Linked DNA regions of Homo sapiens: regions 1, 2, 4, 5, 6 and 7 are each linked to region 3. A link is a contact called in ENCODE Hi-C or POLR2A ChIA-PET data. All regions are on one chromosome and are shown on one strand. The core of a region is the stretch at or near the end of the contact, and the rest is flanking DNA. Distances in the headings are between cores, read along the strand shown.

The links. A loop is a pair of places that touch in the nucleus more often than their neighbours do. ChIA-PET counts read pairs that join two places held with the same protein, here RNA polymerase II (POLR2A). Pooled maps may share reads with other maps.
Region 1: a loop to region 3 is called in a map of CD8-positive, alpha-beta T cell, with 5 times the contacts of the local background. The contact joins the promoter of TOP2A here to the enhancer-like site in region 3. A Hi-C loop is called at or near these places in 1 of 168 maps with a recorded cell type or tissue (CD8-positive, alpha-beta T cell), 4 of 37 single-sample maps with no recorded cell type and 8 of 50 pooled maps. POLR2A ChIA-PET finds 5 or more read pairs at or near these places in 1 of 52 experiments (AG04450).
Region 2: a loop to region 3 is called in a pooled map, with 6 times the contacts of the local background. The contact joins the promoter of CDC6 here to the enhancer-like site in region 3. A Hi-C loop is called at or near these places in 1 of 168 maps with a recorded cell type or tissue (CD8-positive, alpha-beta T cell) and 3 of 50 pooled maps. POLR2A ChIA-PET finds 5 or more read pairs at or near these places in 1 of 52 experiments (activated T-cell).
Region 4: a pooled map shows a loop between it and region 3 (9-fold over the local background). The contact joins the promoter of NR1D1 here to the enhancer-like site in region 3. A Hi-C loop is called at or near these places in 1 of 37 single-sample maps with no recorded cell type and 5 of 50 pooled maps. POLR2A ChIA-PET finds 5 or more read pairs at or near these places in 1 of 52 experiments (activated CD4-positive, alpha-beta T cell).
Region 5: a loop to region 3 is called in a pooled map, with 2.0 times the contacts of the local background. The contact joins the promoter of MSL1 here to the enhancer-like site in region 3. A Hi-C loop is called at or near these places in 1 of 37 single-sample maps with no recorded cell type and 2 of 50 pooled maps. POLR2A ChIA-PET finds 5 or more read pairs at or near these places in 1 of 52 experiments (activated B cell).
Region 6: a loop to region 3 is called in a pooled map, with 2.8 times the contacts of the local background. The contact joins the promoter of ORMDL3 here to the enhancer-like site in region 3. A Hi-C loop is called at or near these places in 1 of 37 single-sample maps with no recorded cell type and 2 of 50 pooled maps. POLR2A ChIA-PET finds 5 or more read pairs at or near these places in 1 of 52 experiments (GM12878).
Region 7: a loop to region 3 is called in a pooled map, with 8 times the contacts of the local background. The contact joins the promoter of CASC3 here to the enhancer-like site in region 3. A Hi-C loop is called at or near these places in 2 of 50 pooled maps. POLR2A ChIA-PET finds 5 or more read pairs at or near these places in 2 of 52 experiments (A549 and activated T-cell).

What each region holds. Positions count from the first base shown.
Region 1 is chr17:40,416,579-40,420,231 of GRCh38, forward strand. It overlaps TOP2A (DNA topoisomerase II alpha), which reads right to left and starts at 1,318. Exons shown (of 35, transcript NM_001067.4): 1 at 1,193-1,318; 2 at 162-317. The coding sequence starts at 1,213. RefSeq lists enhancers at 977-1,502, 1,224-1,313, 2,982-3,524.
Region 2 is chr17:40,285,843-40,289,799 of GRCh38, forward strand. CDC6 (cell division cycle 6) reads left to right here and starts at 2,037. Exons shown (of 12, transcript NM_001254.4): 1 at 2,037-2,248; 2 at 3,566-3,756. The coding sequence starts at 3,579. RefSeq lists enhancers at 1,797-2,604, 2,373-2,552, 2,583-2,652.
Region 3 is chr17:41,663,524-41,667,455 of GRCh38, forward strand. No RefSeq gene overlaps it. Among named protein-coding and RNA genes, the nearest start is that of EIF1, 23 kb to the right of the region's middle. RefSeq lists enhancers at 1,670-2,189, 2,190-2,707, 2,228-2,317, 2,738-2,867, 3,738-3,932 and a silencer at 2,438-2,677. Within about 2 kb of position 2,513, at least 39 of the 41 ENCODE cell types and tissues checked have a DNase peak (open chromatin) inside an H3K27ac peak, as active enhancers do; they include CD8-positive, alpha-beta T cell and GM12878, where a contact is called at or near this core.
Region 4 is chr17:40,099,272-40,103,277 of GRCh38, forward strand. NR1D1 (nuclear receptor subfamily 1 group D member 1) reads right to left here and starts at 1,318. Exons shown (of 8, transcript NM_021724.5): 1 at 793-1,318. The coding sequence starts at 823. RefSeq lists enhancers at 1-661, 1-564, 565-1,548, 1,014-1,083, 1,564-1,683 and 1 more and silencers at 1-132, 143-232.
Region 5 is chr17:40,119,713-40,123,613 of GRCh38, forward strand. It overlaps MSL1 (MSL complex subunit 1), which reads left to right and starts at 2,259. Exons shown (of 9, transcript NM_001365919.1): 1 at 2,259-3,668. The coding sequence starts at 2,901. LOC124904001 (a long non-coding RNA gene) reads right to left here and starts at 2,128. Exons shown (of 2, transcript XR_007065752.1): 1 at 2,072-2,128; 2 at 817-1,701. RefSeq lists silencers at 1,710-1,869, 2,100-2,299, 2,340-2,549, 2,610-2,749, 2,850-2,899 and 1 more and an enhancer at 3,100-3,738.
Region 6 is chr17:39,926,351-39,929,839 of GRCh38, forward strand. It overlaps ORMDL3 (ORMDL sphingolipid biosynthesis regulator 3), which reads right to left and starts at 1,251. Exons shown (of 4, transcript NM_139280.4): 1 at 1,134-1,251. LRRC3C (leucine rich repeat containing 3C) reads left to right here and starts at 1,382. Exons shown (of 4, transcript NM_001195545.2): 1 at 1,382-1,464. It overlaps LOC124903999 (a long non-coding RNA gene), which reads left to right and starts at 370. Exons shown (of 2, transcript XR_007065750.1): 1 at 370-412; 2 at 578-652. RefSeq lists enhancers at 505-1,115, 1,116-1,727.
Region 7 is chr17:40,138,170-40,142,072 of GRCh38, forward strand. It overlaps CASC3 (CASC3 exon junction complex subunit), which reads left to right and starts at 2,368. Exons shown (of 14, transcript NM_007359.5): 1 at 2,368-2,610; 2 at 3,038-3,065; 3 at 3,401-3,438. The coding sequence starts at 2,380. RefSeq lists enhancers at 1,979-2,919, 2,385-2,684.

The sequences.
Region 1 (3,653 bases), core at 68-2,567, 1.2 Mb before region 3:
CATAAAGTGTTCATATTAAGTATTACCATATTTAGGCCAGTTCCAGTGACACTCAGTACATGAGAGATACAGAAAGGTCACACTCAGTACATGAAAGGTACAGAAAGAAGAGTATCCATTTCAACTACTAGGTTAACTGCCTTTGATGAGCTTGATTTTACCTGGGTCACTAATTCCACAGAACCAATGTAGGTGTCTGGGCGGAGCAAAATATGTTCCAATTGTGTTTTCTTTTGATAGATTCTTTCAACAGACAGTCTTTTCTTAGCATCTTCATTTTTCTTTATTTTGTTGACTTGCATATTTTCATTTACAGGCTAGCAATTAAAAAAAAAGAGAGAAAGAAGGGAATTTTTAATCATAAGTTTACCCTAAACTAGGAACAAAATGCCTACCATAGTGAGATGTCAACATGCATTGCAATCTGTTAGTAGGCAGTGGTGGAGTTGCCAGTTTTGTACAAATAGGACAATTTAAATTCGCTGCGGCCAGGTCCCCAGGTGTCAGGTTAAACAGACACATATTATCTCACCAAGTGGGTCTGTCTGGAAACCTCTTTTCTTGAGCAACATGGTAGATGTCATCAATAAAATACACCCACTTCTTTCAGTTCCTGCATACATTATTTACCGAGTGCCTATTATTATAAATTATTTACGGTGTCCCGAGCACACGACACCGTAAATAATTCTAGTTCGGCAGCAGCAGTTTGGGCGGCTATCCGTTCAATCCCTTGGCCACCTGAGCGTTGTGAACTCAGGAAGGGGGCGCTTTTGTAAGCTGGCCAGCTGCTCCAGAGAAACACTGTGCTAGGCTCTGCCCTTTCCAAGATCGGGGACATTCAAGACCGTTTTCAAGCAGCGGGCAGGAGGGGAAAGCATCTGTACGCGCGACTCAATAACGTCGCACCCGGGCCGCTGTAACATGGATCCACTACGGGACCAACGGACTCCTGCCCCTAGAAACAGGGCAACAACGCACGACACCCTGGAAGCCGGGTCATACTTCACTACTAGCACCAGAAGGGGCTTCCGCCTCTCCACGATCACCCCGGAACCGGGAATGGAGAATATGGGCTCCCAAGCCGGTCGCCGGCCTGACCGCAGCCCCAGAGCTTCACCCGTCACGGGCGGCCAGAGAGATGCCCGGGCCGCGCGGAGGCTCCACCGCCAGTCCCCCCCGCGAGCCGTACCTGCAATGGTGACACTTCCATGGTGACGGTCGTGAAGGGGCTCAAGAACCCTGAAAGCGACTAAACAGGCAGGACCCCACGAGACCACCCCCGACCAAGCCGCTTCTCCACAGACGCGCGTCGGTTAGGAGAGCTCCACTTGAACCTTCCTTTAGCCCGCCCGAAGCAGACCAGCCAATCCCTGACTCGCTCTCACCGTCTCCGTCCAGAAGAACCAATCGTAGCTTGCCTTTTATATCCACCTATGAACGGCTGAGTTGGCCGGGGTTTGTTTGAATAAACCAATCAGGTTAGGGAGGCGGGACTAGAGAGGCTTCAAAAGGCACCACTCGGCGTCATAGCGGAGAGATTGACAGGGAATCTGGCCAATGAGAAGGGCTCACTTGTTTTCTCGTGCGGAAAGCTTGGAAGAGATGGGCTTTGGAAGCGGGAAGGGGTGGCCTGAGGCAAAAGTGTGCAGGAGAAAAGCAAAGGATGTTTATTCTCCAGGAACTGCCAATCTATTTAAGATCCCTGAAATCTAAAAACTGTCCTCTGTTCTGACGTTGTTAGCGAGGGGAATGGGAGCCTTAGCTTCGTTTTCCTGAGGAAACTGAGTGCCGGCTTTCTGGACAGGCAGCCTGGCTGCTTGGTTGAAGCGAACAGATTCTGGCATCTGCCTCAACCCCGCCCCCTTTACCCTCGAATTCATTTTTCAAAGAAATAAAAGTAGGCTGTGTGCGGTGGCTGGAGTCTGTATTCGCAGCACATTGGGAGGCCGAGGCGGGAGGATCGCTGGAGCCTAGGAGTTGGAGACCAGCCTGGGCAACATAGCGAGACCCCGTCTCTACCCAAAAAGGAAAAAAAATAGCCAGGCGAGGCATCGCACACCTGTAACTCCAGCTCCGGAGGCTGAGGAGGGAGGATCGCTTGAGCCCCGGGGATCGGAGATCGAGGCGCCTTGAACCGTGATTGCTCCACTGCACTCCAGCCTGAGTGACAGAGCGAGGCCACCTCAAGAGATAAATACATAAATAAATAAATAATAAAAATAATTAAAATAAAAGTGCCACAGTTGTGGTTTGGGGGTTCCATATAGTGGAAGGATGTAGAAAGGCTTTGCAAAATGGAGGGCAGCATTCAGGTCCCCAGTAGAGCAGCGCTGGACTGCAACTGGTAAATCGAAAGGGATAACTTGTGGTGGTAGCCTCTTGAGCTGAGGGTGGGCTCAGCCGTCCGGGGCTGAAACCTTTTCCGCAGCCAGCTGGCCAGATACCCTCCGACTGGCTACTTTTGCTCACCTCCGTGAACCCTGCAGTCCAGAACAGCTGTTCCAATTTGACAAGGAAATGCCAAGACTGAAGCTTTTTTGTTTGCTTGTTTTTTTGTTGCTTTTTTTTTTTTTGAGATGGAATCTCACTCTGTCGCCCAGGCTGGAGTGCAATGGCGCGATCTAGGCTCACTGCAACCTTCACCTCGCGGGTTCAAGCGATTCTCCTGCCTCAGCCTCCCGTGTAGCTAGAATTACAGGCGCCTGCCACCACGCCTGGCTAATTTTTGTATTTTTTTAGTAGAGACAGGGTTTTGCCATGTTGACCAGGTTGGTTTCAAACTTCTGACCTCAAGTGATCTGCCCGCCTCAGCCTCTCAAAGTGCTGGGATTACAGGTGTGAGTCACTGTGCCCGGCGAAGACTGAAGTTTTAAAATTACTCTTACATATAAATGTTTGAGTGGATTAAACAAAGTTATTACCCTTACAAGAAGCCAGAAAAAAAAAAACTGCACAATTTGAGTGCCTACTAATTCCAGCTGAGCCACCTCTTTCCATTCATTGCTTCCTTCCTCTACCTGGGTTTCAGTCCCAACTCAGCAATTTGCCATTCGTGTCATTTCGATGGAGGAAGCCTCTCGGTGCTTCCGTTTCCTCTCCTAAAAAGAATAATTAACTATGATCTCAGAGTAGTGTGAGGGTTACATGAGAGAAGTGTAAGGTAAACAGTGGGCTGACAGTATTAGGTAGCAGGAATTTTCCTTAGGCTGGTGTGACAATTGTGGATGTAATTTTTTTTTTCTTCTTCTAAAAGAAACCAGAGGTCAACCATTGTTACATAACCACAGTGTGTCAAGGGAGGGCCAATGGGGAGCCGTATGATGTGGCAGGAAGCCAAGGATGGAAGTTGCCCATGGGCTAGGGGCACTCGGAAACCATAGGCATGGTGCTTCGGCATTGTTCTGCTCTCTTGACCTTTGGCTCCCTGGCCTCCAGCAGTCTCTGCGTGTTCCCAGCTCTGCTCTGCTCACCACATGTGTTAGAGAGCACAGGACCACCAGGGGCTCAGAGCAGTGGTAGGGAAGCTTGGCCAGTAGCCTCTGCTCAGCCAGAAGACTGACCAGGCCCTGGGATCCAGGGCCTGCATGCCACTCTCTGCAGGACACCCGAGGGCCCTGACAGAAACCAGCCATGCTGGCTTCTACCTCCTA
Region 2 (3,957 bases), core at 787-3,286, 1.4 Mb before region 3:
GCCTCCCAAAGTGCTGGGATTACAGGCGTGAGCCACCGCACCCAGCCATTTCCTGGTGTTTTCATAGGTTCCAATATGCATGCTAAGTACTCATAGCTTCCTAGGTTGTTTACCATAACCACCCCTTACAGCTGGCTGGGCACACATTACCATTTCAGGTTATTAAGGGCAATTCTTAGGTGCCCATGTTATAAAAATACGAACAGTGAAGGTTGCTTCCTGAGTTCTACTATCCTACTAAGACATCAGAAATACCATCTAGTCCTTTTAAAAGCTTCCACTGTGGCCAAGAGCGGTGGTTCATGCCTGTAATCCCAGCACTGTGGGAGGCTGAGGTGGGTGGATCATGAAGTCAGGAGTTTGAGACCAACCTGGCCAACATGGTGAAACCCCTCTACTAAAAATTCAAATATTAGCCAGGCGTGGTGACGCGTGCCTGTAGTCCCGGCTACTCAGGAGGCTGAGGCAGGAGAATGGCTTGAACCCAGGTGGTGGAGATTGCAGTGAGCCGAGATCATGGCACGGCACTCAAGCCTGGGTGATAAAATGAGACTTGTCTCAAAAATAAAAAAAAAAAAAGCTTCCATTGTGTGGTAACTTTCTCCATTCATGGCAGCCCATTCTCTTCACTTTTGTAGTTTTCAGCTGCTAAAAAGCCTTCACGAAATGTACTCCACCATCTCTTCCTGTTTAGAACCTGAATCTGTCTAATCATCCCCCTATGATAAAGTGGTCAAGAGTTTGATTTTCTGTCAGAGTTCAGAGTTCAAATTCTAGCTCTTCCACTTACTAGTTGTGTGACCTTGGGCAAGTTTACTCAACTCCCCTCTACTGTAGTTCCCTCATTTGTAAAGTGAAATAACACCAGGTTCATGGGGGTGCTTGTGAAGATTAATAAGGTGATGTAGGTAAAATACTGAGCACAGCCCCTGGCATACACTTAAGCACTCAATATTGGCTCTCTTCATGAACTAGGTACCAATTCACTGATGATCGTAATATTGTTGCTTCCCTCTTTCTAGGCTTTATGGCTCTATTTTGTTTGTTACTGAGGGGTAAAAGATAAATGTTTACCATCACCTAGAATTGGGTTCTGGCCTCTAAAGGAACCTGAGGCTTAGATGAATTATTGGCTTTGGAAGCTGGCCTTCAAATTACTGCGCTAATTTATATTTTTCATTAAAAACTCAGCTTGCCTCTTCTATATAGCTGTCTTCCCTGGCCCTGAAACCCTAGTGTTTCGCCATAAAAGATTTTAAAATTAAGGGGTCATAATTCCCTCCCCATGATGTGTGGATTAATGGTAAGAAGATGCACAGAACATAATATTCTTAGGTTGAACGAAATAAAAGTAAAGAGTTGGCTCTGTTTCTCACCTTTGAAGCACAAATCAAGAGATACTATGATGAAGCATAGTTTTTCTTTATATAGGTGTGTAGAACTTTACCATAAAAATCACTAGTTCAGCCATCAGGAGATCTGGATCCTAGGCTCTTCACTGTCACCAAGATGCTGTGACCTCTAACCTTGTATAGAAGTTTGCTTTGTACTTTGCGAGGTTGAGCATTAGAGAGGTAAGGAAAGTGCCTAGCATCATACCTGGCGCACAGAACCCAAAACGGTAGGTATCATGTAGCAGTTCTGAAAATCTAGCCCATCAGGATGATGCAAATGGGTACTTTAGGCAGTGAGAAGGGGAACCACATCTTGACACTTCCAGTCGAAGGAAGAGTGCGACTGCGCGGCAGCAAAGACTACGCCTCCCAGCGTGCTTTGCGGCGGGCCGGCCCGCTTTACCCAGAGTCGCCCTGCCGCAATCGCGCGTCTTTCCACCGAGGCCCCGGATGTAGATTCCCTCCCCCGTTCAGTGGTCGTGGCCTCACAGCGACTCTAAGACTTGGGGCTCTCTCATTGGCTGTAACTCTTCCACTGGATTGGTAGCAAAAAAAGAGGCGGTGCCCAAGGCGAAAGGCTCTGTGACTACAGCCAATCAGAATCGAGGCCGGGCTTTGGCGGGAGGTGGGAACGCTGTGGCCATTCGGATTTGGCGCGAGCGCGGCTGGAGTTTGCTGCTGCCGCTGTGCAGTTTGTTCAGGGGCTTGTGGTGGTGAGTCCGAGAGGCTGCGTGTGAGAGACGTGAGAAGGATCCTGCACTGAGGAGGTGGAAAGAAGAGGATTGCTCGAGGAGGCCTGGGGTCTGTGAGGCAGCGGAGCTGGGTGAAGGCTGCGGGTTCCGGCGAGGCCTGAGGTGAAGTGAAGGGAAAAGAGCTGAGCTCGCTGGAGGTCTGAGGTCGGGATCAGGGAAAGGGCAGGTGCCCTCGGGGTAGTTCTAGCAGTTATGCGTGGTGTGAAGGAGGTGAAAGTTGTAGGAAGGAAATATTCTGGGGTGCGTTGAGAGCTGCCTAGAATGAGGACTGAGTGCAGGGGCGGAAAGAACTGAGGGAAGACTGAGCTGCAGTGTGAGGGCTTGGGATAGAAGAGACTAAATGTGGCGGGTGCTGGGCTGAACTGGTGATAAAGACACCCCGCGTGCCTGGAGGGAGGAAACTAGAAGTTCTATATAAATCAATTCATGTAACTTTTTTTTTTTTTTGAGACGGAGTCTCGCTCTTGTCGCCCAGGCTGTAGTGCAGTGGTGCGATCTCGGCTCACTGCAACCTCTGCCTGCCGGGTTCAAGCCATTCTCCTGCCTCAGCCTCTTCATGTAGCTGGGACTACAGGCGCCCGCCACCACGTCCGGCTAATTTTTTTTTTTTTTTTGAGACGGAGTCTCGCTCGGTCTCCCAGGCTGGAGTGCAGTGGCGCGATCTCGGCTCACTGCAAGCTCCGCCTCCCGGGTTCATGCCATTCTCCTGCCTCAGCCTCCCGAGTAGCTGGGACTACAGGCGCCCACCACCACGCCCGGCTAATTTTTTGCATTTTTAGTAGAGACGGGGTTTCACCGTGTTAGCCAGGATGGTCTCGGCCCGTCTCGGCCTCCCAAAGTGTTGGGATTACAGGCGTGAGCCACCGCGTTTGGCCGTAATTTTTGTATTTTTAGTAGAGACGGGGTTTCTCCATGTTGGTCAGGCTGGTCTCGAACTCCTGACCTCAGGTGATCCGCCCGCCTCAGCCTCCCAAAGTGCTGGGATTACAGGCGTGGGCCACCGCGCCCGGCCCATTTCAGGTAACTTGTTATTGCATCGCTCAATTGGTTAAGAACTTGGGCTCTGGCACCAGATGCCCGGGGTTACATTCCTGTTTTTCTGTGACTTTGGGCCACTGTTTATCTCAGTTTTCTCATGTGTAAAATAAAGGCTAATAATAGTACCTACTCCTAAGATCGTTGTTAAACGAGTTGGTACCTAAAGTGTTTATAACAGCGCCCTTCCACGTAGTAGGTAGACAACAAATGTCAGCTGTTCTTGCATAGATTTGGATGTGAAGCAAAAGTGAATGCTAAAATAAGTGTGATAACATAATTAGGAAATAAGTGTTAATCATCAGTATAAATAAATTCCATGTTAGTTATTTTCTCTTCACTTTCACATATTGACTAGTTGTCCTCTTATTTTTTTTAATCTAGCTGTGCTGTCGTCATGCCTCAAACCCGATCCCAGGCACAGGCTACAATCAGTTTTCCAAAAAGGAAGCTGTCTCGGGCATTGAACAAAGCTAAAAACTCCAGTGATGCCAAACTAGAACCAACAAATGTCCAAACCGTAACCTGTTCTCCTCGTGTAAAAGCCCTGCCTCTCAGCCCCAGGAAACGTCTGGGTAAACCATCCATTATATCACTTTTTCACTAGCAGCTCGTGACCTTTCTTTTCTTGGTAAGATGTGTGTCCTTTGAAGGAGCTTTCTAAGTTCAGTTAAGACTTCTTTTTTTTTTTTTTTTTTTTTTTGAGACAGAGTCTCGCTCCATCTCCCAGGCTGGAGTGCAATAGTGCGATCTTGGCTCACTGCAACCTCCGCCTC
Region 3 (3,932 bases), core at 1,263-3,762:
TCCCCCGTGCATTTGGCCTTGAGTACTTCATCATTCTTTCTTAACTTCATTCGTTATTCATTCTTTCAGCAAACTCTTCTTGAGCACTACACAATGTGCGGTGCCAGGTGCTGGAGAAACACCTGAGAACATGCAAAGCAGTCCGCCCTCATGGAAGTGACTAACAAATCATTCACAAGGTGTGATGAGGCATATTTGGAGGGGCAGAGAAGCCACTTGAGCATCACATATGGGCAGCGACTTGACCTTGTTGAGTGTCATGGAAGGCTTACAGTGGCCTGAGAATGGGTCGTCTAGCCGACAGGGTGGAAGAACCACATGTGCAAAGTTCCAGAGCTGAGGAGTGTATCCAGAAAGTGGCTGGAAGAAGGACTGACCGGCAGGAATGCAGAGGTTGATGGAGAGAGGAGGTGAGGCAGAGCTGGAGAGAGAAGGGGGCTGAGCCAGACAGAGCCTCCAATGCTGGGTGGATCTGCAAAGTTAAGGCATCTGCTCATGCTCTGGGGCAACAGGGGGCCACTGCCTGTCCTGGGAGGAGACAGAGCACATTCTGCTCCTTAGTAGAGCCCACTGTATGACTGGGCAGCTCTGCTAGCTGGAAAGTTCATTCTGAGATGAAATTGATGCCTCCCCTGCCCACAGGCTCCTGAGGCATACACACAGATGGAGGTGCTTCCCTGCCCCCAGCACAGCCCCTCACCCTATAACAGCCTCACTGGCTGTTCCCTGGCAGAGGCCCTCACACAGGGTAGGCAGGAGGGCACGCTGGATGTGAATCCCAGCTCAAGCCCTTACCGGCTGTGTTGTCTGTCTCTTACTTAACCTCTCTGAACTTCCATTTTCTCCTCTGACTTCAGGGCTGCACATGTAAGAGGGATAGTGTTGGGAAGTGCTTAGTACACATTAGGTACTCAGTGGTGATAACAGAGGTGGTGACAATGACATGGTTTATCCCCAGCTGACCTTTTCCAGAAAAGATCCTATCAGTCAGTGTTCTGCATTTTAAAATGTGCCACCAGGATGGGGCACGGCAGCTTGAGCCTGTAATCCTGGCACTTTGGGAGACTGAGGCTGTAGGATCGCTAGAGCCTAGGAGTTTGAGACCAGCCTGGGCAACATAGGGAGACCGCCCCCACCGCCCACCTTTACAAAAAAATTAAAAATTAGCCGGTCATGGTGGCATGCATCTGTAGGCTCAGCTACTCAGGAGGCTGATGCAGGAGGATCACTTGAGCCCAGGAGGTCAAGGCTGCAGTGAACCATGACTGAGCCACTGCAATCCAGCCAGGGCAACAGAGCAAGATGCTATCTCAAAAAAAAAAAAAAAAGTGCTATTAAGAGCTGAACTCTGTTCTGGGGGGAGTAGCCTTTCCTTCCCTTCTCTGAGCCTCAGTTTCCCTATATATAAAAGAAAGGAATCAGATAAGATGGCCTGAAAGGCTGCCACCAGTTCTAATGCTCTCAGGTCCTGCTCTCTGACCTACCCAGGACACATGGAACCATCATCACCTCCTTGATCCAGGCACTCTACTCCTCATAATGGAACCAAGATGGTCTTCACTTTATTTTTTTTTTCCCATTGTCCCTGTCCTTACTGCCCTCTGTGTTATGCCAACCTCCTCTGAGTTAACTGAGGCTCAGAGGCTCAAGCAGTCTTTGCCACCCTCTCCCCACTGTCCCCCCCACCCCTCACTCTCCCACCAGACTGTCTGCTCCATCCCCGTCCCAACTGCTCCCACCTGGACTCCCTGCTGCCCTTGGTTCCTACCCCACCCCTCTGTCCACTCCCCCACTCACATACCTGGCCCTCCTTCCCCCATGCAGCCCATCTACCTTCACAGGGAGGCAGCAAGACACCCCCGCCGGCCTAGGAGGGTCGAGATCCTAGGACTCTACTTTTTCCAGTCCTGGTATTTGCCTACACGCCCCAGCCTCCCACCCCCAGCGCCCCCCCCAACACACACACACCCACACACACACACACGCACGCACGCACGCAATTATAACCCCCTTAGGGACAGCCGTTGTGTCTGCTGTAGTTTAGCCTTGGATTCATCATGGCTTCGACATCGCCGGCCCTGGGCCAGTGTTCGAGAGCATGGCCCCAAACAGTTCTTGCTCTGTTCAGCTCCCCACATTGCCAAGCTGCGAGCGGGCTCTCTGTGCTTCCTGCCTTCTGTCTGCCTCGCCTGTTCTCTCCAGGTAGGCGGCTCCTCCTCCAAGCTCCCCCAGCCCTGGGCTGACCTCTGTCACCTGGATGGTGGGTGCGGGTTCTCCGGGCATGCACCTCGTTCCCCTCTTTACTCCCAGCAGTGGCTGAAACTTGTGGGTGCTTGATCGTGCTAGTTAAATGAATGAACATGTGGTGGTTACAGGCAAACCCACAATGCCACACAGGACACCGACCAACAACTGAAAACGGTGACAGCTGCCCTTACCCGCAGCTCCCCAGCGTAGCCCTCCCCCATCGCAGCCAGACCGGCTTGCCCACTGCGCAGCAAGGCGGAGCCCCGCACAGCTAAGCCCGGGCGTGGTGCTCGCGGCGCCCTCTGCTGGCCGGGCCCACGGCCTCCTCCTGCGCACGCGCGCCGCCACCCCGGGACCAGACCTAAAGGGAGAAGGCGCGATCTGGGGCCCTCCCTCCGCACCCCCTCGCCCCGAGAAGCCCCAAACCCAGGTCTTTGACCCTCATGAACATCCTTTGTCCTTCCTCTCTCCTGCTCCCCCTGCAAACATTTTAGGCATCCCTAAATGATCACCAGCCCTCGCCTGCTCTCTTAGCAGGCCTCCAGGTGGGGTTAGAATTGTCAAATGCTGGCACAGGACGAAACCCTAATAATAATAACTATGATGATGACGGCAGCTGCTGCTGAGCGGGCACTTTGTGGTTACCTTAGCAACCTTCCACCATCCAGGAAGTGCAGCCCCTTCTTTCACAGGCGGCAGCTGCAGCCAGAGGCGTGCGGGGACTTCCCAAGGTCACACAGCAAGAATCCTAAGAAACCCGGGGTGTTTCCTCTGCCTACGTGGAGCTAACCCTGCCTCCAGAAGCAGGGGCCTTGAGATGGGAGCAGAGCGATCTGGTGCCCCGGAAACCCCACCCCCACCCCCACCTTGCCCCATGCGCAGCGAACGTGGCTACATTTCCTATCGTTTGTCCAACCCATCATTTTGCCTTTGGGAAAATTGCAGGGGAGGTGGAGGCCAGAGGACAGGGAGACAAACGTTCGTGGGCATCTGCCACGAGCACATTTGCCACGCTTTGTGACAGGCCCTTTCCCGTTACACACCACACCTGCCCAGGACCGCAGCACAGAACCAGGACCCAAACCCGCCGACTCCCTCCCTAGTGCTCCTTCCTCACCCCCCACCCCCTCCCCCCTCCGCAAGTTCTCTCTTGGAAAAGGGGCCGCTGGGAAGGGGAGGAAACGCACTCACTACAGGACTCCAGGTGGGGTCCAGAGGCTCTGCCCCTGGTGCCTCTTCCCCAGCCCTAAAGCCCCCAGCCCTAGAGAGGGGACCCTCCTGCACAACATCTCCAGGGGACCGGGTACTCCACTAGGGTCGAGAAACGTTGAATAGTGCGGTGGGTGCGGGAGGCGCGCCTAGGTGCCGAAACCCGGTCTGTGCTGCCATCCTGTGGCCATTGCAGGAAGTGTGCCTGTCAGGCCGCTCTGCATTGAACCTGAAATGCCGGGTCACCCTTGGGTTGAGTGAAACCGGGCCCCATGCTGAGGCTACAAGGGACATAGAAAGGGACAAGACGCAGCCCGTGCCCTGAAAGAGCTTACAGTTCGGTAGGATGGCCTTCAAATGACATGATCCAACACTCAACTCGGCGCCAGATACCGCCCAAAATAGAAGATCGTGCAAAAGGTTCCAAAAGGTGGAGGCAGCCTGCCCCGAAGCACATCGAGAAAGCCCTCCTGCAG
Region 4 (4,006 bases), core at 68-2,567, 1.6 Mb before region 3:
GGGCTGGACCCCGAACGATAGCAGGGCCAGGACAACCTAGGGGAGGAGAGAAGGGAACACGCGTTGCCGGGGCGACCGGGGGGGCGGAGCTCATTATGTAACGAGGCCGGGAGGCAACGACCAATGGGGTGGCAGCCACGGCTTCTGCTGAATGAAAACAAACGCAGCACGTGGGCCCGGCTCTAGAGCCATGTGAGCCCTCCCGGCGGCCGGAGCCCTGTAGGTGCCCTCCCTCGGGCCGGGCACCACGCTCTGGACTCCTCAAGTGTCGCTCCCTCCTGTCACTGAGGATTCCCCAGTGAGATCCGAACGATTCTCCCAGCCCCTCCTTCCCTGAACCCCATCGCGCCACTCTTCTCAGATTCCCTCGCGCCTGCAGGAACTAGAGGAGGGGGAAGACAAGAGGGGAGGGGGTCCGTTTTCTGAGGCCAGGCATACTACAGCTGCAGGTAGTGGACAGATGGGGCCGTTTCGGGGCACTGTTCCAAAGCTCCCAGTCCCCCTAAATTCTTCGCTTCACCACCCGTACCTCCTCTCCATTTCCTCCTGCCCAGGGATTCGAGGCTCAAGGGAGCTTTGGGACTCTGAGGGGTGGTGATGGGGCGTTTCTGAGAGCATTTCCAGCCCGAACAAGCCGCTCTGGAAATCCCACACTAAAGCACCGCAGCACGTTAGCAAATCTCCGGGCCGAGGGACACCCCAGTCCCTTACAAAGTTCCTCTTTTTATAAGGCGTAGATGGAGGTGGGGAGACAGTGACAGGGAAAAGATGATAGTAAAGAAATCTCAGTACCTGTGTTGTTGTTGGAGTCCAGGGTCGTCATGTCTTCACCAGCTGAGAGCGGTCATTCAAACTGGACCTTGACTCAAACTAGAGGTTGCGATCGCCGCTGTTGCCCCCTGGGCACTGGCTAAGGGCGGGGAGTGGACCCCGCGACTCACGATCAGGATCCGAAGCACCCTGCAGCAAGGTCTTGGGGTGGCCGGACTGCAGCCCTGCAGAAGGGTTGGACGTTGAGGCAACGGAGTTCTGCTTTGCATGGGAAGAGCAGAGAGAGTGTGTAGGGGGAATCAGCCTGCAGTAGTTCTGGCTAGAAGGTAGCAAGGAGGGTCGGGTCTCTGCAGTGTACGGGGTGCCTCTGCCTGCCGGCTCCGCAGCGCTGCGGGGTGGCGAATCTGGAGCTCCCGGTGCAAAAGTCCCAGAGGAAGAGAGGTTGCAACCAGGAAGTAAGTAGGTGATGGGGAGAAACGGGGCACCGAGTCGCAAAGAGGCGAGACGTGTGCCCTGCTACGTTCCCTCGGCAGTAATATTTCACTCTGCCAATCTCAGCCGCCTTTTGCCCGAGCCTTTCCCTGGGACAGAGGGCTCTGCGCAGGCGCCAGCAGCCCAGGGTTCCCGGGCCGCACGCGGCACTGGAGCAGGTACCATGTGATCCCAGGGAGCGCCTCGTGCCCCAGTGACACACTTTTCCAACAGCCGGCACGTTGAGCTCTTGCGCGCCTGCGCAACGACAAGACTGTCGGGATTTGTAGTCCACCGACAAAGTGGGCGGACTGCGTGCCTTTCCCCTTTCTGCCTGGCAAAGCGCTTGCCGGGACCTGGGAGGAGCTGAGAGTGGGGTGGGGTGGGGTGCGCTGAAGAGTCAGGGTGGCGTGTTTAGAAAGCCTGTATGGCAGGGGCATGTGAATTTCTGGGGAGGGACTGGCAAGCTTGTTTGCTGTCTGGGAGATCAAAGCTAAGAGGCCCTTTCTGCAAACCTTGCAAACGTGAGGGCTTCACGTGATTGCAGGACTGACCTCGTCCTGAGGTTACTGGTGACCGGGAGAGAGAGAAGCCGGGGAGGGAGATTTCCCTGGAGTCAGGAGCTTAGGCTGCCCTCTGCTTCAGGGCAAAGTCCAGAGAAGGAAAGGAAATGTGACCCCCTTTCCCTTCTACTCGCCTTAGGGAGAACACCTCCAGGGGAAGGAGTTCCCACAGAGGTAGGGATGTCTGTAGGGACTCCCTGTTTGCTTGTATGACACCATTCCACCCACTCCAGTTGACTTTGGGGTGAGTCATTTCCCTTTGTCTGGGAAATAAAAAGGACAACAGAGGGGAACTAATAGTGAAAGTGCTTTGAGGTCCTAAAGTAATGGGGAAGAGGTGAGGCAGGGGGTGGGGGCAGAGTGACACCCCTGCCCCTCGGTGCTGGAGGATAAAATATGAATTCCACAGAAGATTACTACTCAGAGGGGAACATGTAGATCATCTTAAGCCTCCCTCTTTTTACTAGTGGGGAACAGGAAGCTTAGGAGAAGTGACCGACCCAAGGTCAGACGTCCATTGCTAGTTTCATCTGCCCACCCCGAATGGGAAGGTGGGTAGATGTACAAGTGAAATACTGAACAGGGGTTAGAAACAGCCAGCATTGCCGGGTGCTTTGGCTCATGCCTGTAATCCCAGCACTTTGTGAGGCTGAGGTGGGTTGATCACCTGAGGTCAGGAGTTTGAGACCAGCCTGACCAACACGGTGAAACCACGTCTCTACTAAAAATACAAAAATTAGCCGGATGTGGTGGTGGGTGCCTGTAATCCCAGCTAGTCAGGAGGCTGAGGCAGGAGAATCGCTAGAACCCGGGAGGTGGAGGTTGCAGTGAGCCGAGATCGCCATTGCACTCCGGCCTGGGGGATAGAGTGAGACTCTGTCTCCAAAACAAACAAACAAAAAACAGCCAGTATTTCGCTTCAGAGCAGCAACTGTCCCATGAGTAATAACAGATCTCAAGTAGAGGAGATCTATCATGTTAGAGGGCTTGGGTCATGGAGGGGATGGAAGCTTCTTAGGCAGCGAAGGGAGAGGGAGCCTGAGCCACCTGCTGCTCCCGCTAATTCCTCCCCAGTCCCAGTGCTTCTAGAGAGGGTTTTCTTCACATAGGAAGCCCTTCTCCACAGGCAGCTCCTGGGATGGTATTGATGGATGCCTGGGAAACATGAAAGCCACCGAAAAGGTAGAGAAAAAGAATATGGGAGTCCGGGGGTGGTGGCTGACACCTGTAATCCCAGCATTTTGGGAGGCTGAAGTGGGCAGATCACCTGAGGTCAGGAGTTCGAGACCAGCCTGGCCAACATGGTGAAACCCCATCTCTACTAAAAATACAAAAATTAGCTGGGCGTGGTGGCGCACGCCTGTAGTCCCAGCCACTCGGGAGGCTGAGGCAGGAGAATTGCTTGAACCCAGGAGATGGAGATTGCAGTGAGCCGAGATCATGCCACTGCACAACAGCCTGGGCAACAGGGTGAGAGTCCATCTCAAAGAAAAAAAAAAAAGGCCAAGTGTGGTGGTGGCTCACACCTGTAATCCCAGCACTTGGGGAGGCCGAGGCAGGTGGATCACCCGAGGTCAGGAGTTTGAGACCAGCCTGGCCAACATGGAGAAACCTCGTCTCTACTAAAAATACAAAAATTAGCTGGGCGTGGTGGCGCACGCCTGTAGTCCCAGCTACTCTACTCGGGAGGCTGAGGCAGGAGAATTGCTTGAACCCGGGAGGCAGAGGTTGCAGTGACCTGAGATCGCGCCAGTGCACTCCAGCATGGGCAACAAGACCGAAACTCCATCTCAAAAAAAGAAAAAAAAAAAAAGAATAATAATATGAGCACAGGAGTAAACTGGGTAGTGAGGACAGTGAGGTTGACTGCAGGAGCTTGACCACTCACCCTCTGACTCCTTGTAGAAGATGAGCTTCCTGGAATGGGCTAGGCTTTAGCTTTGTTCTCCTGCTCCCAAGAAAAGTGGGAGAGAGAGGGCAGTGGGCTCTTCTCTGGCCCTTTGGCCCAGAGTTGGGAAGCTGCAGCAGAGTGTGGGAGCAACTGGGAGGGGCTAAAACAAACAAGGAAAGAGGCTTTTCAGGAAAACTTGGTTCTCAGCCTCCACCCCCTCTCCCTCCACCCTCTGGGCTCTGGAGGGAAAGCTAGGAGGTGAATTGCCCTGTCCTGCCCTTGCCTGCTCTCTGTGACCTTGACTCCAAGT
Region 5 (3,901 bases), core at 1,009-3,508, 1.5 Mb before region 3:
AGATCACGAGGTCAGGAGATGAGACCATCCTGACTAACACAGTGAAACCACGTCTCTACTAAAAAATACAAAAAATTAGCCAGGCGTAGTGGCAGGCGCCTGTAGTCCCAGCTACTGGGGAGGCTGAGGCAGAATGGCGTGAACCCGGGAGGAGCTCGCAGTGAGCCGAGATCGTGCCACTGCACTCCAGCACTCCAGCCTGGGCAACAGAGCAAGACTCCACCTCAAAAAAAAGAAATACCTATTAGACATCCAACTGGGTATGTATACTAGACAGTTGGATATATGATTCTGGAGTTAGGGGATGAGTCCAGAAAGAAATATAAATTACGGAGCTGTCAGCGTAGAGATGGTGCAGAAAGTCTTGACGCTGAAGGCTGGGCACAGTGGCTCACTCCTATAATCCCAGCACTTTGGGACGCCCAGGTGGGAGGATCGCTTGAGCGAGTTCAATACCAGCCTGGGCAACAAAGGCTGGTATTACAAAGGCCCGTCTCTACAAAAAAATAAAAAGTTAGCCAGGTGTGGCAGCCCAAGCCTGTTGTCCCAGCTACTTAGGAGACTGAGGTGGGAGGATCACTTGAGCCCTGGAGGTTGAGGCTGCAGTGAACCATAATTGTGCCACTGTACTCTAGCCTTGGGGACACAGCAAGACCCCAGTGCCACAAACACACAAGCCTTGACATGGAAAGAGATCACCACATTCTATGTGCCCTCTCATCCCTGCTCACTCCATTACTTGGTGTCCCTAAGCTCAATACTTCCCTTGCTGATCTGAGGCCATACAGTCTGGTGAAAGAGGGCCGGACTCTTGGCTTCTTAACACATTCACATACGTTTGTTTAAAATTTCCAGTGTTTCATGCTTTCAGCCCACAAAGCACAGACACAGTTTTAATGAGAGGTTTTCACATCAGGCCAGAGAATGTCAGTCTTCTCCATCTCCATAGAGATTTTAAAAAGCACACCTCAGACAAAAAAGAAAAACAAGCAATTAAGACTATTTCAGGGCTGGGCACGGTGGCTCACACCTGTAATCCCACCACTTTGGGAGGCCGAGGCGGGCGGATCACCTGAAGTCGGGAGTTCCAGACCAGCCTGACCAAGGAGAAATCCTGTCTCTACTAAAAATACAAAATTAGCTGGGCGTGGTGGCGCGTGACTGTAATCCCAGCTACTCGGGAGGCTGAGGCAGGAGAATCGCTTGAACCCCGGAGGCGGAGGTTGCAGTGAGCTGAATTTCACCATTGCACTCCAGCCTGGGCGACAGAGTGAGAATCCGTCTCAAAAAAAAAAAACGTTTTTTTCACAAGGAATTCTGAGGACTTGTTGGCTCAATTGCTTGGACATAAAGACACACATACATGAAGCTGGAGAGATAGGAAGAAGCGCTCAACACAGAACACCCTAAGTATCCCTACTCCCTTTCAAGGACTAAATCCCTTCAGAGATTTCCTTTGCTTCAGTCCTTCAGGAGCCTCCCGAAGATGCTAGGAGTCGTTTAAGAAGGCTGGAAGATGGCCGTTGGGAAGGAACTGTTGGTAGCTGGCAATACTTCATCCCAAGGAGGCGGTGGCAATAGCTCCCTGGGCAGCAGACATCATGGATTTTCCTCCCTCTGGGAACCAGAGGTCCCTCCGTTTCTGGTTTGAATCCCTTAGAGACAAAGAACTTCATTCTCTCCCATACCCGCGTGGGACTGCTGGGGAGGAGAGGGGGTGGAGGGGTTAGACTTCTACCCCCATGAAACACCCGCGGGCTCAAAGAGGAGCCTGGATCCTGACTGGTCCAGGAGGCGTGCGGGGCCGCGGGGCCCCTCCGGCTTGGGCCAGGCGCGTTGCCAAGATGCCCGGGGAAGGGGCCGCCCGGCGCAGGCCGGGGACGTGGAGCGCTCGGGGCGCTCCCACGTAGGCCACACATTGGCCGCCTGTATCCTCCTTCTTTCCTCTCAACTCCATTCTCTCGCGCTTTTTTCCCGGGGAGCCTCCGCTTTCCCCTTCTTCCCGCGGCCGCCCTCGCCCTTCTTCCCCCTCCAGACCCTCCCCCGGCTCGCCCCTCCCTCGGCAGCCCACCTTCACCCCGCTCCTCCGCGCGCTCCTCGGTCCTCGCCCCTCAGCCCCGGCCTCCCCTCGCCGGCCCCCGGCCCCCGCGGTCCCCTCCCTGCCCCCCTCGAGGCGGCGGCGGCCCCTTTCACAATAGCGCGGCCCGCCTCCCTCCTCTCGGCTCCCGGTGCACTCCCGCCCGCTCCCCTCCCCGCGCATGCGTCCTCCGGTTGGCGGCGGCTGCGGCGGTGGCGGCTACGAGCGGCTCCGTTTTTTTAAAGGGAAACGCTGAGGCGCCGGGGGTGACTGTGGGGGAGGGGGACCCCGAGCCGCGGAGACCCCCGGGAGAGGCGACAGACCCCCTCTCCCGGAGTAGGAGGGCTTTGGGCGGACCCAGCCCTCCACCCCCTCCTGAGGAGGAGGGGGGGGAAATGGAGGCTCGGGGCGGTTGAGGCGAGCTCCGGGGCGGGGGGCCGGGGCGGGGAAGGGGGGGTGCGGGGTGGGGAGACGAGGCGGGCCCGGCCGGGCCAGGGGGGGCCGAAGCGAGCTCCGGGGATGAGCTCGGGGGCGGCTGGGTGCGAGCTCCTGCCTCTGAGGCGAAGGCGGCGGCGGCGGCAGCAGAGGCGGCGGCGAGGCCCCCATGGGCCGGCGGCGGGCCTCAGCCGCGGCCTCCACGTCTCCGCACGCCGGCGGGATGGCGCCCGGGCCCCGGAGGAGCCGCGCTAGCGGAGGCCTGCTGCCGCGCTGCTGAGGCGAGCCCGCCAAACTCCCCTCCCCCCCCTCAGTCCTCGACCCCCCGCACCTCGCCCCTTCCCCACCCCCTCCTCCGCCTCGGTGCCCGGCGCTGCTCCGGACCACTATGACCATGAGATCCGCGGTGTTCAAGGCGGCCGCGGCCCCTGCCGGCGGCAATCCTGAGCAGCGACTGGACTACGAGCGGGCTGCGGCGCTGGGCGGGCCCGAGGACGAGCCTGGGGCGGCCGAAGCCCACTTCCTCCCCCGGCACCGTAAGCTCAAGGAGCCGGGGCCCCCGCTGGCCTCCTCCCAGGGCGGGAGCCCCGCGCCTTCCCCGGCCGGCTGCGGCGGCAAGGGCCGGGGCTTGTTACTCCCGGCCGGGGCGGCCCCCGGGCAGCAGGAAGAGAGCTGGGGCGGTTCGGTGCCCTTGCCCTGTCCGCCCCCGGCCACCAAGCAAGCCGGCATTGGGGGGGAGCCTGCCGCAGCCGGAGCCGGCTGCAGCCCCCGGCCCAAGTATCAGGCGGTGCTGCCCATTCAGACGGGCTCTCTCGTGGCGGCGGCCAAAGAGCCTACGCCCTGGGCTGGGGACAAGGGTGGGGCGGCCTCCCCCGCTGCCACCGCCTCGGACCCGGCGGGACCCCCACCACTACCTCTGCCCGGGCCGCCACCCCTCGCGCCCACCGCCACCGCCGGGACCCTGGCGGCCAGCGAGGGCAGATGGAAGAGTATGAGGAAGAGCCCTCTCGGGGGTGGTGGCGGCTCGGGAGCCTCCAGTCAGGCCGCCTGCCTCAAACAGATCCTTCTGCTGCAATTGGACCTCATCGAACAGCAGCAGCAGCAGCTGCAGGCCAAGGAAAAGGAGATCGAGGAGCTGAAGTCAGAGAGAGACACGGTACGGGAGGGGTTAATCTGCATTCGGGCCGAGGAGCGAGTTGTGCGCATGCTCGGGGGAAGGGGGCTGTAGGAGGTTAAGGCACCCCCGGGTTAGGGGTAAAGGAGGTTGGCCACCGGCAAAGGAGTATCTTAGGCGCTGGGTCTCTGGGAGCCAGGCTCACAGACACGTTGGGTTGGAGGGAAGGGTTAAAGGGCAACCTCTCAGGGGGAGGGGGAGGGGTTTCAGGTGCC
Region 6 (3,489 bases), core at 1-2,500, 1.7 Mb before region 3:
GAGATCAATAAACTAACAAAAAGACTGGCAATGAGGAAACACTCTTGAGACTTTCGTGTGACTATGGATACATATCACTTCCATTAGTAAAACAACCAACTGGCCCCTACCCTAGATGGGGAGAAACAGAGAGAAGAGGCTGGCAGAGGTCGACTAGGTCTACAGGAGTTGAGCCGAAAACTTCTGCTGCCATAGCTGGCAGGTGGCTGCTTAGTGCTGGGCCCTGATGTGGTTTCATAACCTGCCTCAAACCAGAGCCTGCAGCAACTCTGTTGTGTTAACCACTTTTTTGCTGGTAGCTCTTTCCCCCTCCTTCCCGCCCCACCCTCTTGGCTCCACATACAAATATCCGGGCCCAGCCAGTATGCCAGACACTCAAGCCAAGGCTGAGCACCACCAGGGCAGCCACCAGGTGAGCCCTTCCCATTCCCTCCCCCAGGAAAGAGCAGCCCTCACAACAGCAAACCTCCTGTCTTCTGGAAGAGGAGCACAAAACATCCAGGCCTGGATGGGGACCCCAACGGGGAGTCCGGGGCAGCACGTCACAATGCCATGTCCATTCCGCCCACCCCCCAAGCTGCAGGACCACAGCTGATAACCTCTCAACTTTGGCCCAGCCACCCCGACTGGGGGAGGGCGGTAGGAGCGGAAAGCGAGTGCCCAGGCGAACCCGCACTAAGCACAGGAGAGGAGGAGCGAAGAGGCGGAGTCCTCACTGTTGTTGGGGTTTTCTGAGTGAGACCTCGGGTGCGGGGCCGGGGGGAGGGGTCCCGCTCTGTTCCCCAGCCTGGGTCTTCGCACTCGGAACCCGGTCCGGTCCGGGACCCCACAGCCATCTCCACGCGTTCACCCAGCCCTGGAGGCAGCCAAACGTTTATCCCCGAAGCCGAGCCGCTCCCCGCCTCCCACCCCTAGCCGAGGCGCTCCTCCCGACGTTCCACCCCCGGCCTCCCGCTCGCACTTTATTCCTTGGCCACCTCCCCAGCCGATGCACCCCCTCGGCTGATGCACTCCCTCCACCCCCCACTCCCTCTGCCCCCGTCTCTCCAGCCCGGGGCGCCTCCCCAGCAGCCCCCACCTTCTCTCCCGCCCCTCCCGTAGCCCTGGGGCCTCTTGGTTCCTTCCGGGCTCACCGTGTGGGGCCGAAGATCAACGGCCCGGGAACGGTTCCCGGGAGCGGGGGCCGCTGCTGCTCCAGCAGCTGTAACAACCCGCGGCTGCAGCCTCCCCGCTGGCAGCTCCGGCCGAATCAGCGCTCCGCGCCGGTCCCCGTACGTCACCGCCCCGCGCCGGCACGCCCGACGCCTTCTGGGAGTTGTAGTTTCTTCCGCTGGCTCCGGGCCGGCCCTCCCGACGCCTCCTGGGAGTTGTAGTTTTTCCTGGGCTCCGTTCCCGGCCTCTTCGGGGACGCACGGTTGGAAGTTGTACCGTGACGTGATGGTCAGATCGGATGATAGAATTTTGGTGCGTAACAATTCCAACTTTTGCTTCTGTGCCCTTCAAGTGTATTTTATCCGTGCCCCAGTTTTGCAGATGAGGAGACTCGGACTTGTAAGTAACTTTCTGTAGGTCTTTGCTGGGTCCTAGACTGGATCGAAACCCAAATATTCTGACCCCAACTGCAGGATTTTTCCACTGCACCTGGCTGCCTCCGCCCTGGCCCCAGATTGGCTCCTCCAGAAACAGACTAGCCCGGCCCTTTGCCCTGCTGGGCCCTCCTGGGAGAGCGCTTTTCACAACATTGGCTGGGATGAGGGTCTGGAGGGCCCGGAACGGAGCCTGCCTTCTCCTTCTCAGTCACGCTTGGCCCAGGCTGCCCCGGACCGGGCCACATCCTTGGCCGCCCCGCACCTGACGTGAGAAGAGGCTACGTATCATAGATTCCTCCATCAGTAGTAAGGAGCCTGAGTTTCTGTCTCAGGTCAGCTTGTGTGGCTTTGAATGAGAGGCTCTGGTCTGCAGTTTTCACATCTGCATCGTCTAAAGGCAAGGGCACAGACTTTACTGCCTGGTAGACATGGGGTAGGCCCTCCTTTATTGGCAGTGTGACCCTGGGCAAATTACTTGTCTTAATCTCCAATTCCACACCTGTGAAACCCCACCTCCAAGGTTGTGGGAACCCAAAAGAATGTATGTAAAGCACCTGTTGCATTGTAGGAATCTACTTAATATTACTGTAGGAGGTTGAACTAAATGGCTCTTGAGGTCTCCTCGGTTACTCCCATTCTCCATGTCACCAAGAGGTCTTGTCTGGGTAGTTTCAACTCCTTACCCAGCTTCTTTCTAAGTCCACTCTATGCAGGGCAGGGCTGGAATAGCAAGGTCAGATGATGTCATGGCATGCCAACCTGACTCTGAATGGCAGTTCATGGCACCCTGAACTGAAAGTGAGGGAACAGGAAGGAAAAGGCTAGCCCAGGGAAACTGCGGAGCACTTTACTCGGACTACACCTACCTTTCCTTCCCCAGGGGGCTGCCAGGAAACAGTTGTCACACAGCTGGAGTGGGACCCCCAGAGGCACTTAGTGGTCACCAGGCAGGTGGGTATTTGAACCACCCAGAGCAGAACAGGCAGCTTCTTCAATATTTCCAGGGCCAATGGCCCCAAAAGGGCTCATTCCAAGATCGAAATAATCATCTGAGTCTGAAATAGCTCTGCCTATGTCCTGTGGAAGTTTCTCCTGGTTTGTGGAGGTGCCTTTCCTTATAGTCATCTTTCTGCAGACATAAGCAAACCCAGTGTTGTTCTTTTCACAGAAACCTCCCCAGCATTAAGGCAAGAAAGGTGTCTCTGTTTTTTCCGAAGTGTGCCTGCTTGACTCCTTTGATTTTTCTCTGGGATTCTTCATCCTCCATCAAGTTGATCGATCCCTCTGGATCTTGGTCAGTTTCCTGACATCTCTATGAAGTTCAGTGACCCAGACTGAGTCCACGTCTCAAATAAGGTTCTGACTAATGCAGAGTCTAACAGAAAGATTACTGAACATGTCATGCACTATTAATAACTCCTGTTATCGAGGATTTTTTTTTCACAATAGGAATGAACAGAGTTCTGACTCACTCTAGGTTTGTGGTAAATTGCAGATCACTTTCTGCTTTATTTAGCGGGAGTCCCTGTTGTCATCTTTCTCCTTCTCTCTTGGCCCTCATAATTATCATATCTTCCCCAAACGTTCTTCAGCTGTGAATAGCCCTAAGCACTATTCAGAGTGAGTGACAGCTCTCTTATTTCGTGCTGGGGGACATACAAACCCTTGGACAAACACTTGTCACTGTGTGCCAAGAAGCTGAAAAATTCTTCTTGCCTCAGAGCCATAATTACACTTTTGGTAGCATATTCTAAGGAAGTCATCCCATGTACAGGAAAAGCTGCAATGTGTCAGGATGTTCATTCCAGCAATATTTATAGTAGTGAAAAACTGAAAGCAACCAAATGCCCAAGAAAAAAATTACAGTATATCCACTGGATGGAATAGTATGAAGCCATTT
Region 7 (3,903 bases), core at 1,118-3,617, 1.5 Mb before region 3:
CAGTGAGCCCAGATCGCACCACTCCACTCCAGCCTGGGCGACAGAGCGAGACTCCGTCCCCCTCAAAAAAAAAAAAAAAAACTGGACCCAGACTAAACAACTGAAGGACAAAGTGGCAGACTATCACTTTCCTTATTTAGACACTAAACTTGGCAGCCTTATTTGCACCAATTTAGTCTGTGATCGATAAGATCCTCCAGGTTCTTTTTCTTTAACACTTATTAAATCATATTATCCTCCATTTTGAACTCAGGCAGTTGGCTTTTGGAGCTGGACTTATAAGTTGTCACGTTTGGCCACTTGTCTAATTAGCTGAGATTGTTTGAATTTTCTTTTTTTCTTTTTTTTGAAACAGAATCTCTTTGTCTCCCAGGCTGGAGTGCAGTGGCGCGATCTCGGCTCACTGCAAGCTCCGCCTACCGGGTTCACGCCATTCTGCCTCAGCCTCCCGAATAGCTGGGACTACAGGCGCCTGCCACCACGCCCGTCTATTTTTTTTTATTTTTAGTAGAGACGGGGTTTCACCGTGTTAGCCAGGATGGTCTTGATCTCCTGACCTCGTGATCTGCCCGCCTCGGCCTCCCAAAGTGCTAGGATTACAGGCGTGAGCCACCGCGCCCGGCCTTGAATTTTCCTTTCATCTCTGAAGGCATTCATAATTACTTCCAGTTTCATGTTATCTATAAATTTGATAAACATCAGGATCCTTAACCATGTCATTTATAAAAATTTTACTCAGGAAAGGCCGGGCGCGGTGGCTCACGCCTGTAATCCCAGCACTTTGGGAGGCCAAGAACGGCGGATCACGAGGTCAGGAGATCGAGACCATCCTGGCTAACACGGTGAAACCTCATCTCTACTAAAAACATAAAAAGTTAGTCGGGCCTGGCGGCAGACACCTGTAGTCCCAGCTACTCGGGAGGCTGAGGCAGGAGAATGGCGTGAACCCGGGAGACGGAGCTTTCAGTGGGCCGAGATCACCCCACTGCACCCCAGCCTGGGCGACAGACAGAGTGAGACTCCCTCTCAAAAAAAAAAAAAATATTTTACTCAGGGAAGAATTCTATGCCATGGTGGCCTTTGTTTGATAACATACATTATTAACGTGCACTCCTGTAGGTGCACTAAAAACTTAGCTCATGCACTTTGTATATCCTTATAATGGTCCAAAGAAAACACACTGATTCTTTTCAATGGTGGCCAATGCCTTGCCAAAATGAAATAATTTCCATAAACCTTAAGAAGGAAATAATGTCAGGATTTTGAATCAACATCTGTTTCTACTGACCATTTATTTTTAAATAGGTTCTAAAATCCTGACAAGGGCAGTAGCTCATGCCTGTAGTCCCAGCACTTTGGGAGGCTGAGACGAAAGGATCGCTTGATCCCAGCCAGGAGACAAGCCTGGGCAAGAGCGAGACCCCATCTCTACAAAAAACAGAAAAATTAGCCGGGTGTGGTAGTGTGTGCCCGTTGTCCCAACTACTAAGGAAGCTAAGGCAAGGAGGTCACCTGTGCCTGGGAGGTCAAGGCTGCAGTGAGCCGCGCTACTGCACTCCAGCCTGGGCAACAGAGTGAGACCCTGCCTCGAAAAAGCCAAAACAAAACCGGTAATACTGGCATCATACCAGCCTGCACTTTGGGACAGGTGATGGCTGGGGTGGGAAGAAACGTGAAGAGGAAATGAGAACACAGAGAAAACGCTGCAACAAGAAGTCCTCTGGCTTCACTGCAGACAACTGGTTTCTCCTTCGCCCGTTATCTTAAACAAGGCTGGTGCAGCAAATCTGACGCAGCACTACAGCTTTTAAGATTTACCTTGATTCGTGATTTTACCAAGCAAAGGAATGCAGTAAATTGACCTGCTTCAAACGTAGGTAGAAGTGAGAAATGGAAACAGAAAACCATGAAACAGCCCTAGTGTTGCAGTGAAGCTGTGACAGGTTGACTCCTTCCACTCGGGAAGCCCAAGATGGCCGGGCCAGGAACCCGGGAGGCTGCTGAAGTCTCAATTCCCCTCGCCCTAGGCCTGCCCAAGGGAAGTCAGGAGCCGCGCCACGCCCCCTTACATCACCGATAGACGTAATCCGGGTCGGCCGCAAACGTGCCGCAGGCCTAGGCCCCGCCCAGTGCCCCGCCCCTCCCCCAACACACACACACACACACACACACACACACACCCCAACACACACACACACACCCCAACACACACACACACACACACACACACACACACACACACACACACACACACACACACAGCGGGATGGCCGAGCGCCGCACGCGTAGCACGCCGGGACTAGCTATCCAGCCTCCCAGCAGCCTCTGCGACGGGCGCGGTGCGTAAGTACCTCGCCGGTGGTGGCCGTTCTCCGTAAGATGGCGGACCGGCGGCGGCAGCGCGCTTCGCAAGACACCGAGGACGAGGAATCTGGTGCTTCGGGCTCCGACAGCGGCGGCTCCCCGTTGCGGGGAGGCGGGAGCTGCAGCGGTAGCGCCGGAGGCGGCGGCAGCGGCTCTCTGCCTTCACAGCGCGGAGGCCGAACCGGGGCCCTTCATCTGCGGCGGGTGGAGAGCGGGGGCGCCAAGAGTGCTGAGGAGTCGGAGTGTGTGAGTGCGCGCAGGCGGGGCGGGGTGGGGACCGGGCGGCGAGCCGGCCGGGGGCGGGGTGTAGGTGATGCTAGGTAGTCTGTGAGTTGATAGTAGATACTGGGACTTTTTTTTGTTTTTGAGAGAAAAGGGGAGTTATCCCAATGCGAGTTTGCATCCGGAGTTCCAAGGGAAGAAGAAGGATTGGGGGTTTCTGGGAGGATGGTAGAGCCGCTGGAGATGGAAAGCGGATGTTTTATTCAGAAGTCGGGGCTGGAGGGAAGGAGACCAGACCTGCCTTGGCTACTACTTGATAAAGATTTACCTATCTCTGTCTCCCTCTCCAACCATTTTGTGCTGAATCTTCAGCTTTTCACCCACATTTCTTTATTGGGCTCCCCACCTCTGGAAATCACAGAACTAACCCATGTCTTCTGCTTTCTTTCAGGAGAGTGAAGATGGCATTGAAGGTGATGGTGAGTAGCATCTTTTACCCCATTAGGACAAGAGTTTTTTTTAACATAAACTCAGGTCATCTATTTCCAACATCGACATTCTCACACACTGTCACGGATTTAGGGCCACAGAGTGCCTTTTTGTAACATAGTGGTTAAGAGCATAGGCTTTAGCAGTATAGTCTTCAGCAAGTTACCCTCTGAGCCTGTTTCTCCTTTTGTAAGTGGGGACTATAATTTTATCCACGTTGTAGGTTGATGTCAGAATTAAATGAGACTCTTAGTCTGACCTGTAATAAGCAGCCAAAAAATGTTTCTGGGTTTCTTTTTTTCCACATATTTCTGTTTTATTTCAGCTGTTCTCTCGGATTATGAAAGTGCAGAAGACTCGGAAGTGAGTATGACAGGTTTTTTCCTATGGTATAGATCAGAAATGCTTTTTAAAAACGTGTACACACCTTCGTTGCAAACGTACCATGACCTCCGTGTTTATCCTCTTGTGTATTCTTCATTTATGCTTCTGAAAAAGTGTTACAGAAGGTCTTGTTCACTTTAGACCTAGGGAAAACTTGGGGCACGCCGTCTCAAGCCACAGGTGTTATACTGTTAGTTGGCTTCTCTTCCTGTCTGAAGAATATGAGGTTCTAAATAAGAGAGTGAGGATATCTTGAAGTCCTCTGAAAGATGTTTGACAGTTTGTTTTATGCAGTGTAGGTTGAGAAGCCAGCCAATTGGTTATTTTTTTCCAAATCTATCTGAAGACTTTGAAAGGGTAGGATTCGGAATGTTTTGTGCCAAGAGCATCCATCATTTTATAGGTGGGGATTTTTCTGTTTTTAGGAGAAAGTTTCCTGTCTTT